Regions from separate parts of the Homo sapiens genome. Here region 1 is linked to region 2. A link is an interaction called in ENCODE POLR2A ChIA-PET data of the cell type or tissue named here. Cell type or tissue: B cell. All regions are shown on one strand. Each heading gives the region's core, and the rest is flanking DNA. Links, peaks and the distances in the headings are about the cores only. Region 1 overlaps ZC3H4 (zinc finger CCCH-type containing 4). Region 2 overlaps LOC124904731 (a long non-coding RNA gene).

What was found. ChIA-PET counts read pairs that join two places held together with the same protein. Peaks named below come from ENCODE experiments on the same cell type or tissue, not always from the same donor. Only the 100,000 strongest peaks of a DNase experiment are listed, where the experiment ranks them.
Region 1: POLR2A ChIA-PET joins it to region 2 with 5 read pairs; 9 of 35 experiments call an interaction of 5 or more read pairs at or near these places.

The regions. Positions count from the first base shown.
Region 1 is chr19:47,092,372-47,097,739 of GRCh38, forward strand. It overlaps ZC3H4 (zinc finger CCCH-type containing 4), which reads right to left. Exons shown (of 15, transcript NM_015168.2): 3 at 2,018-2,237; 4 at 1,599-1,709. Among named protein-coding and RNA genes, the nearest start is that of ZC3H4, 19 kb to the right of the region's middle. RefSeq lists enhancers at 1,211-1,470, 1,901-2,010, 2,433-2,622, 2,893-2,942. In B cell, for the core only: no CTCF peak of the experiment used is centred there; DNase peaks (open chromatin) are centred at 1,630 and 2,890; H3K4me3 peaks cover 528 bases; H3K27ac peaks cover 2,447 bases.
Region 2 is chr19:47,236,580-47,241,947 of GRCh38, forward strand. It overlaps LOC124904731 (a long non-coding RNA gene), which reads right to left. Exons shown (of 2, transcript XR_007067278.1): 2 at 2,096-2,828. Among named protein-coding and RNA genes, the nearest start is that of BBC3, 8.1 kb to the left of the region's middle. RefSeq lists silencers at 3,052-3,381, 4,766-4,885 and an enhancer at 4,541-5,342. In B cell, for the core only: no CTCF peak of the experiment used is centred there; DNase peaks (open chromatin) are centred at 2,702, 3,272 and 4,672; H3K4me3 peaks cover 865 bases; H3K27me3 peaks cover 2,695 bases.

The DNA.
Region 1 (5,368 bases), core at 170-5,169, 140 kb before region 2:
TCCATTTCCTGCCTCCCTCAGGTTTGAAGGCCAAACCTACACCAGTAGATCAATCTCAACTATGGTATTGGACAATGAATCATTTGTTGTGATGGATGATGCTGGGTCATGGGATACCTGGGACAGCTTTAAAGACCTACTAACTTTAAAACATTTCTCAACCAGCCGGGCACGGTGGCTCTCGCCTGTAACCCTAGCACTGTGGGAGGCCAAGGCGGGCGGGTCACCTGAGGTCAGGAGTTCGAGGCCAGCCTGGCCAACATCGTGAAACCCTGTCTCTACTAAAAATACAAAAATCAGCCGGGCAAGGTGGCACATGCCTGTAATCCCAGCTACTCGGGAGGCTGAGACAGGAGAATCGCTTGAACCAGAGAGGTGGAAGTTGCAGTGAACCGAGATTGCCCCACTGCACTCCAGCCTAGGCGACAGAGCAAGACTCCGTCTCAATAAATAAATAAATAAATAAATAAATAAATAAACAAACAAGACAAAACATTTCTCATCCAAACCCGGACACCCACGTGCCAACGAATACTGGGTAAAGTAATCATAAGATGATTTGCGGCCGGGCGCGGTGGCTCACACCTGTAATCCCAGCACTTTGAGAGGCCGAGGCAGGCGGATCACGAGGTCAGGAGATGGAGACCATCCTGGCTAAGACGGTGAAATCCTGTCTCTACTAAAAACACAAAAACTTGGCCGGGAGTGGTGGCGGGTGCCTGTAGTCCCAGCTACTCAGGATGCTGAAGCAGAAGAATGGTGCGACCCCAGGAGACAGAGCTTGCAGTGAGCTGAGATTGCACCACTGTACTCCAGCCTGGGCGACAGAGTGAGACTCTGCCTCAAAAAAAAAAAAAAAAAAAAAAAAATGATTTGCTTTTCTCTTATGGGATTTTCTGGGGGAAGAAATGGTATACAAACTGAACAAATAATTTAAATTGCTGCTTGAAATGAGAGCGACAGTGGCTGAGTATCTAACCTCTGCCTACTGGCTACTTGAGAACATTTCATTCTCTTGCCAATTTCCCAAAAAGGTCATTTGTGAACAGTGGAAGCCAGTCAGCCGTGACGTGGACCAGTCAGCATCTTTCTCTGAGACATACAGGGCCTTGCTAAGGCCGCATGGAGGAGGCTCGAGAACATGCCTCATGGAGGTCAGCTAGGGCCTGGGTTCAAATCCCAGCTCCTTTACTTCAGAGAGCTGGGCAACCCTGTTGAAATTTTCTTTTCCTTTTGAGACAGGATCTTGCTCTGTCTGTCACCCAGGCTAGAGTACAGTGGCTGATCATAGCTCACTGCAACCTTAAACTTCTGGGCTCAAGGGATCTTCTCACCTCTGCCTCCTGAGTAGCTGGAACTACAGGCATGCCTGGTTAATTTTTTTATTTTTTGTGGGGTCTCACTTGGTTGTCTGGGCTGCCTTGTTGAAATTGTCTAAGTTTCAGTTTCCTCACTCATAAAATGGGGATTAAATTAATACCTGATGGCCCAGGACTGAAACTCACAAAAAATGCCCAGAACACAGCAAGTGCTCAAGAAACACAAGCAGTTGAACTCCTCCCGGCCCCAGAGCTCAGCAGTGCATGCCAGTCACTCACCGGCGCATATGGGGGGCTGTACTCTCTGTACTTGCGGTGACCTTTCTCACTGGGGCTGAAATCCGAGTCATCTGAGAAGTCAGAGAAGTCATCGCTAGAAGAAGCATGGCGCTGTAATGACAGGGGAAGGAGACTCAGCAACCTGCCACAGGCAGGCCACTCGGGCACAGTCAGCCTCAGGACAAACTATGCTGGCATGTGCCGCAGGGCTCTGCGCTTCACCTGAAACACCTCACCTGGGGCACTTAGTGGCAATGAAGCATAAGCTACCAACTCTTTTAAAAAAGGTCTTTATCCAATTTGAGATAAGCAAAGGCATTAAGAGTGCCCTCTGGGGTGGACAGCAAAAGCTCAGCCCCTGGGGCTCTCAGCCAGGCCCAATGCCAGGCAGTGGCAGTCCCAGGGGATCTCCGACCTACTTTGTGCTTGGATTTCCTCCTCTTCTTCGACCTCCTTTTCTCTTTCTCCCGCTCTTTCTTCCGTTTCCGCTTCAGTCTCCTGTGGGACTTCTCCTCATCCGAATCACTGTGATGCTTCTCCCCCTTTTCTTTCCGGCTTCTCTCAGGCCCTCCGGAGGTATCCTGGGTCTCCTCTGCCCCATCATCTTCCAATTCACCTTCTTCCAACTCTCCATCTTCCCTACAAACAAACCCCAATCCCACCATGAACACAGGGTTTGAGAGGAGACCTCCTAGGGCTCTGGGCTGGCCAAGGCTGACAGGAACCGAAGGCCTGACTGCTGTGAGCGAAGTGAGACCCTGGGAGGACATGGGGGCCATGGCCTCTTGTTCCATCCCTTATCCTCCCCCTGAAAGAACTGTGCTTGCTCCAGTCTAACCTGGCTGGGGGAGGGGTAGGAGTTTAAGGGCATTACCACTAACACCGGGACACATCTACGCCAGATTTCCCAACAGAACTAGTGTTCTTAGAAGAAGAAACCGACAAGGTGCTGTGGTCACATAAGCAGGAAGAGCCCCATCTTGGGGATTCATAATGCTTAACGCTGCACAACTTCCAGGAAGCCCCATAGTCCAGAAACCCACACAGCTCTGCTGTGAAGCACTTGGGGCACTTCTAAACCTTGCTTGACCACAGAAGTCTCTCTCCCAGGGAGCACAGACCCACATCCCCTCCCTCCCAGGCCCAGGATTGCCTGCTGGGCCCCGGGCCCCAGTGAGCTGGGCGTCAGTGCCACCTGAGGCTGAGGGCGGTGGCTGTGCACCGTGGAGAGGGCCTTGGTTCTGAACCAGGGGTGGCCCCAAGCTACCTGGGACCCACCCACAGGCAGGCCTGGGCTGTGGCCTGAGAACCCTCCAAGTACTTTATTACAAAAGCCCCATGAGAACCGCTGGAAACAGGCTCAGAGTCCCAGGTCACAAGGTCTGACCCACCCTCGTCAGTCCCACACCTCTAGGCCGGAGGCAAGCAAACACTGAGCAGCTGGAGGAGGGGGGACGGATCCCAGGCCCCTCCTGAGGGCCTCACATGATACCGGCCCTGCTTTCTCTCCCTCCTCTGACTCACCTCCAGATAGTGGAACCCCTTCTGGCTCCCCATCCTACACTCTTCCAATTCCCCCGTGTCACCCCAATCTCCAGGACTTTAAAAGTGCTCTCCAAACATGACAGACACTGCCCAGTGGACATTCTGCATATGTAAATATCTATGGGGTGGGGTAGGAGTGAGGAAGAAATTGGGTTCAGGAGGGGGAGGCTGGAAAAAGAATCCAGTTTTTGAGCCAAACCCACAGACACAGTGTTCACAAGTACAGGAGTTGGTAAAGGAAAAAAACAATCTTTTTGAATAATTTTAAAAAGCTCCCAAAGTTCCCCATGAATGACCACAAAAAGGCTTGCGTGAGAGCATCCAACTCCTTCCGTCTCAATTAACTAGGACACAAAGAGAAGTGATGTAAGGAGGAAACATCACGAGCCCAGGCCCCAAAAGGTTAGCCACAAATGGAGCTATCTCTGCGGAAAGGCCCGCAGCTGCCCAAGCGGGAGCCAATGTATTAGGCGTGCTTGCCTGAAGGTTCCAGGGCATGTGGCAGACTCCTCCTCCCAGGACCCTCCACTGTCCTTTCGCTTATGTCCCTCCCTTTGTCTGCCTTGGGGCTGCTACCCAAACATCAAGGAGCGCCTCAAGAGCAGCTTTTTCTATGAACTCTCACTCCCAGTTCAAAGGGGATGGGTTCTATTTCAAACCCAAGTGGCCCAGCCCCACAGATACCCCTGGGCAGAGGTCAAGGGCAACTCTCAAAACAGAATGCAGGACACAAAACTCTTTCTGCTGCTTCAAAGTCAACAACACAGGTGACCTGACCCATGTGCACCTTGTGTTGCTTCCCCGACTAGCAAACTTGGAATGGGGCGGGGGTGCAGGCTGCAGTCCTGACAAGGGAGGTGCCTTCCCGCTGGGGTGCGGCCCACAGAAACCAGGCGTGGAGCAAAGTCCTCACTGGACACCTCACCCACACCGAAAAGGGCCACATGACTGGGAAAACTGGTTTTGTCCCAAGGGAGAAGCTGTTACTCAGTGACATGGCAAACTGCCCGCCGCCAGGAGCTGTGCAGACACTGGGAGGTGGCACCCTGATGGGAATACTGGGGGCAGGCCAGGGCCACACCTCAAGAGAAAGGGAGAGACGGACAGACTGAGCGGGAGAAGGCCCGGGACAGACTGGAGGTATACATGCTGGGGTTCCATAAAGAAAAGCTAAGAACAACATTACTCTCGACACTTAAGTCTAGAAGGGATAAAGCTGAGAGGGACATGATCACCACCCAGGCCACTAATATTTTAAATGCCATATCTGTGCCAGGTTGCTTGACTACCTCCTTTTCTGCACTGACAAGAAACTTGGTCCACAAGGCAGGTGCCTGATCATCAGGGCTGGGTCAGCTGAGCCGGAGTGGGTGGCAGCCTCAGCACGCCCTCCCTTATGTCCAACACCGCGGCACAGCAGGCGACAGTCTTGCCCAGGGTCAGCTGAGGCCTCCTTCCCTGTCCTGATGCCACTCGCTGGCTCGGACGAAGGTACAGGCTACTCTACATCTAACACCTGCGGGCAGAGGACAAAAGACCATTCAAGGAACTCCAAGAGCCTTAACCATCATCCAGAATGATTCTAGAAAGGAATCACCAAGGTAGAGAAGTGCAGCATTCAAATTCACCCTACAAAGACCTGAGCCAAAGAGGGATTCTGCACATTATCGATATTAACAGCTCCAGGCACATCTGGGCTCAAAGAGAATCAACCATACAACTTTTCACAAAACAGGCAGTGACTACTTGAAATTTTGTTTCCCTAAAGTTGAGAGAGGCAGAGAAATACATAGGATTTTTTTGTTGTTGTTAAACTGCTGACGGTTGATAAAGGGGCACTGAGACAGCAACAATAAACAGATCACTGCATTCTCAGGGCCCTCTGGCCATGTCAGGCCCTCAAGCCCCTCCGAGCCCTGGGCTAACTTCTGTCCACAGTCACCTCAAGGGGTCCCCCCTCACGACACCCAAGATGCTCTCCTAGCTAAACGTCCTGCGTGAACACGAGGTCTTGACTATATTCTTCAGACTCTGTTCAACAGAAAGCAAAAAGAAAGGAAGTCGAGCCAAATGGGAATCCCGTGGGCCACCAGCGCGACGGCACAAAGGCGGTCTCAACAAAACAGCAACCAGGTTTCAGCGATGCCACTTAACAGACTGCCGGCAAAATCCGTGTCAGAGTGGGATTAAATGCCAAGGGAACATGCTTAATAGACCTCGACATA
Region 2 (5,368 bases), core at 324-5,323:
CGGAAACCTAACTGGGGAGGCTGGGGTGGGAGGAACGCTTGAGCCTGTGAGGTCGAGGCTGCAGTAGGCTGTGATCGCACCATTGCACTCCAGCTTGGGCGACAGAGCGAGACCCTTTCTCAAAAGCAAAACAAAACACCAGCCTGGCCAACATGGCAAAGCCTCGTCTCTACTAAAAATACAAAAATTAGCTGGGTGTGGTGGCACATGCCTGTAATCCCAGCTACTCTGGAGGCTGAGGCAGAAGAATCGATTGAACCCGGGAGGCGGAGGTTGTAGTGAGCCGAGATCGCGCTACTGCACTGCAGCCTGGGCAACAGAGCAAGACTCCGCCTCAAAAATAAAAAACCGACCCCCACCCCCAAAACAACAACAACACAAAACCCTTGTGGGCAAAGAAAAAGAAGTTTGTGGGTGGGTCAAGGGCTGCCTCTTTTTTTTTTTTTTTTTTTGACAGGGTCTTGCTCTGTTGCCCAGGCTGGAGTGCAGTGGCATGATCACAGCTGATGATCACAGCTCACTGCAGCTTCCACCTCCTAGGCTCAAGCAATTCTCCCACCTCAGTTTCCCGAGTAGCTGGGACTACAGGTGCACACCACCACACCTGGCTAATTTTTAAATTTTCTGTAGAGATGAGGTCTCACTGTGTTGCCTACCCAGGCATGTTTCCAACTCCTGGCCTGAACCCATTCGCCTGCCTTGGTTTCCTAAGCCCGCATGCAGCCCTCATGAAAGACTGTGGGCTGTGAGTCCAGATGGCCTGACTTAGAATCCCCTCTGCCACCTGTGGGTGATGTTGGGGAAGTGGTCACAGCTCTGTGCCTCAGTTTCCTCATCTGTGAGTTGAGACAGCACAGGTCCCTACCTCATAGGATGTGCAGTCAGAATGTGAATAACAATAAAACATTGGGCTAGGCACACAGTGGCTCATGCCTGTAATCCCAGCATTCTGAGAAACTGAGGCAGGAGGATTGCTTGAGCCCAGGAGTTCCAGACCAACCTAGGCAACATAGTGAGACCCCTGTCTCTACAAAAAATTTAAAAAATAATCAGGCGTGGTGGTGTGCACCTGTGGACCCAGTTACTTGGGAGGCTGAGGAAGGAGAATGGCTGGAGCCCAGGAGGACAAGACCACAGACAGCTGTGATCCCATCACTGCACTCCAGCCTGGGCGACAGAGCGAGACTCTGTCTCAAAAAAATAAATAAATAAAATAAAAAGACCCTGTTTTATAAATAAATAAACAAAAAAAAATTAAACAATAAAAGTACTGGGGCATGATGGATGTTTAATATATGTTACTTGTCATTACTATTACCAGTGTGGGAGTCCGTTGACTCTCTGAGAATCCAAGCAAGGAAACCTCTAGCTAAGGACCCCTCCGCCTCTTTTATGAGAACAGGGTCTCACTCTATCACCCACGCTTGAATGCAGCGGTGTGATCTTGGCTCACTGCAACCTCCGCTTCCCAGGCTCTGGTGATCCTCCTGCCTCAGCCTCCTGATTAGCTGGGACTACAGGCCTGTGCCACCACGCCCAGCTAATTTTTGTATTTTTAGTAAAAATGAGGTTTCACCATTTTGCCCAGGCTGGTCTTAAACTCCTGGGCTCAAATGATCCTCCCACCTCAGCCTCCCAAAGTACTGGGATTACAGGCATGAACCACTGGACCCGGCCTGGACCCCTATTTTTTTTTTTTTTTTTTGAGACGCAGTCTCACTCTGTCACCCAGGCTGGAGTGCAGAGTGGCATGATCTCAGCTTACTGCGACCTATGCCTCCCAATTCTCCTGCCTCAGCCTCCTTCCAGTTCAAGCGATTCTCCTGCCTCAGCCTCCTCCCAGTTCAAGCGATTCTCCTGCCTCAGCCTCCCGAGTAGCTGGGACTACAGGCATGTGCCACCATGCCTGGCTAATTTTTTTTTTTTTTACTTTTTTTTTTTTTTTGAGATGGAGTCTTGCTTGCCCTGTCACCCATGCTTGAGTGCAGTGGTGCGATCTTGGCTCACTGCAACCTATGCCTCCCAGGTTCAAGCGATTCTCCTCCCTCAGCCTCCTGAGTAGCTGGGACTACAGGTGTGCACCACCACGCCCGGCTAATTTTTGTATTTTTAATAGAGACAGGGTTTAGCCATGTTGGCCAGGCTGGTCTTGAACTCCTGACCCCAGGTGATCCACCGGCCTAGGCCTCCCAAAGTTCTGGGATTACAGGCCGTGAGCTACTGAGCCCGGCCCAGGACCCCTATTTTTATGGGGCCAAGATGCCTGCATTCTCTTCTGGGAAGGATCATCAGCCCTGTGTTCAAAAGCCATGATGCCTGAATCCAGTTTGGGGAGAGACAGCAAGTCCCTGTGTTCATGGGGTCAGGATGCCCAGGTCTACTTCTGGGAGGAGGACAGTTCGTGTCTATTTGCACAGATGCTCATGTTGAGGCTGGGGTCTCAAACTAGTGGTCCGCAGGCCGTCCACGAGTGCGTTTTCTTGACTCTGTGCAGTTTCGTATTTTGAGTGTTAATGCCTCTCCCACGGGCGCACAGCACAGAGGAACGATAACTCCGACATGGGTTCAAATGATGACCTTGAGCAAGCAGCTTCTCCGCTCTGTGCCTCAGTTTCCCTCACTGTCCAAAAGGGATCTGCACAGGCAGGACCAAAAATATTGTGAAGATAAAATGAGTTCGTATTTGTAACATACTTAGAATAGTGCCCGGAGGTAGTAAGCCGGATGTGAAGTGCTGGTGAGACAAAATAGAGCTGGTTGACTGCAGACCTAAAACCGTCTCGTCTCCAAGATCTTGTCTGCCATTCTGGGCAAGCAGATTTCGCAGCCTGGGGAGAGGGAGTTGGGAAGGACTTAACTTTTCACCGCAGGGCCTGAGTCCTGGCTTTCCGCGGTGGGGAAGGGGTCTCCCGGGTCCCCTCGGTGTGGCCGGCCCTGCAGGCCGGGAGGCTGGACCGGGGCCGGGTGGGGGCTGGGCGGGGGCGCGGGCGTCCGCAGGGTCCGAGCGGCCGGCGCGCGTGTGAAGGTTACCGCTTCCCGGCGGGGCGGGGGCCGCGCGCTGTTGCTGGGGTCTGCGGGGCCTGCCTGCGCCCGCGCCCCCCCTCCTTCCCGGCCAGCCAGTGAGCGGTACCCGCCGCCGTTGCCAGGGGAAACTCGCCGCCCCGTTACCCAGCAACAAGCCTGGCCCAACCAGGCGCGAGGACCCCCCAGGCCCCGCCCGCCGCTGCCCACCGCGTGCCCAATGCCAGGCGGGCAGAGCCGGCCCAGCTCCCGGAGACGGCGAGCGCGCTCATTGGCCACCGCCGCGTCCGCCCGGATCTGGGGGAGCCCTCGGCGCGGGGGGCGGGGAACCGGGCCCCGGGGAGCTGCCGGGCGCGCGGCCTGCAAACCTGCGACCGGCTGGGGTGATACCCGGGCTGTGCACCATCCACCTCCCTGCTCCCCTGTCCCGCACTCTCGGGTGAGGATGGGCAGTTGGGATGGGCTGGAAACGGGGTTGTGCATTCTGTTCCTACCCCCAGAATGGCACCCTGGAGTTGGCCTTGTGCCACCAAGGGTCCCCCTCCCACAAGGAGACCTGAGCATCCTGACTCCGTGAAGACAGGGACTGGTTGTTTCCCGCTCCCCCGCTCCCCGCCCCGCAGGTATCGTGGCTCTGGAACATAACGGTTGAAGTTCCCTCCCAGAAAACAACCCAGGCGTCCTGGCCTTATAAAAATAGGGTGTCACTGCACCCCCAAAGGACCCAGGCATGCCTGGCCCCGTGAAAACAAGGAGATGAGCCCCCTCCTCTTAGGAGATGCAGATGTCCCAGCCCCGGGACACAAGAACTCAGGGTCCCCCCAGAAGGGGACACAGTCATGTCTGATCCCAGGAAAACTAGGGCTGAACATCCCACTCCCACAAGAAACACGGACTCAGGCCTTTGGGCTCCCGACCCTGAGATGTTACAGAGCTCCTGGGCATCTTGGCCCTCACCACATTGATGCTGGGAGACACTCCTGTCCCTAACAGTCACCAGACCCTCAGGTGTCCAGTTTACCTAGGTGGGACCACCTGCCCAGCTCCAAGGTGCAGACCTGCCCACTTCCCACCCCTCTGAGCCCTTTTCCCCAGGGTCCAGGTGGTTGATCTCCCAGGACGTGGGCATCTGACTTCAGAGCCGCTTTCCTTACCTGTTGGCACCGACCCCCCACCTTGCGCCAGGGTCCCAGGCCTCATAGTGCCAAGGACCCCAGAAGTCCAAGCCCCGTGTCTCTGATTCCCCAGACACCTGGCCAAGCGACCCAGCCCCTCACAGTGATGTGGCTGGGGAGGAGGGAGTAGTGGAGAGGTTGGGGGGCCCTCCCCAGTCCCAGACCCCCAGGTCTGGAAGATCCAGCCCTGCAGCACCTTTACTTGGCCCCGTGGATCCAGACTGGGAGCCCCCAGCCTCGAGAGACCGTAACGTGCATGGCTGGGCCACTTCAGAGAGGCCCAATTCCTCAGTCCCCTCCCTCCCGGGAGACCCAAGGCAGAGCCGCCTGCAGCTCCAGACCCCAGCTCCAGACTTGGTGAGCCCAGGTGCGGCCCGCCCCTACCCTGGTACCTGGCGGGGCGGAGTTGAGGATTACTCAGCCTCCAGAATGAGGCGATGACATCATCCTGGGGGGGGTTGACTAATGGCCGCGCTGGGGGGGGCGGGGAAGTTTACCCGGTAACAGCGGCTGCCGCACGGCCCCGCCCCCGGGGAAGGGCTGGGAGGGGGAGGCACAGCCTGCGCTGGCGCACACACAAACACACACACACACACACACACACACACACACAGCGCATCCCTCCCCCACCGTCCCACATCTAACACAGCTTCCTGGGGCAAGGGCAGGGGTGCGGGGGTTGGGTGTTTGTGTGACTATGTGTGTGTGTGCTGGAGTCCTCTGTGGATTTGTGTCAGTGTGCTGTTGTGTCAGGGGGTTCACACATTACGGTGGGGTTGTGTCAGTGTGTGCTACTGTGTGTCACTTGATGGATTGTGTGTCAGTGTGATGGTGTGTGTCAGCATGCTACATTTGTCACAATGCTACATGTCATGGGCTGCTGTGACAATGTGATTGTGTGTCAGTGTACAATTGTGTGATGTTCTGGTGTGCTGTGTGTGATCATGATGGTGTGATGTGTGTGGTTCTGTGCAGCATGCTGGTCTGGCAGTGAGATGTGTGTGCCCATGTGATTGTGTCCTGACGCTGGGATCGTATATGTGTCAGAGTGATGTTGTGTTGGGGGAAGATCTGTGAAGGTGCTATGTCACTGTACTGTTCTGTTGTCATGGTTGGATGTGTTTGTGTAATGCTGGGTGTCACTGGGGTTGTGTGTGTATGTCATGGTGATG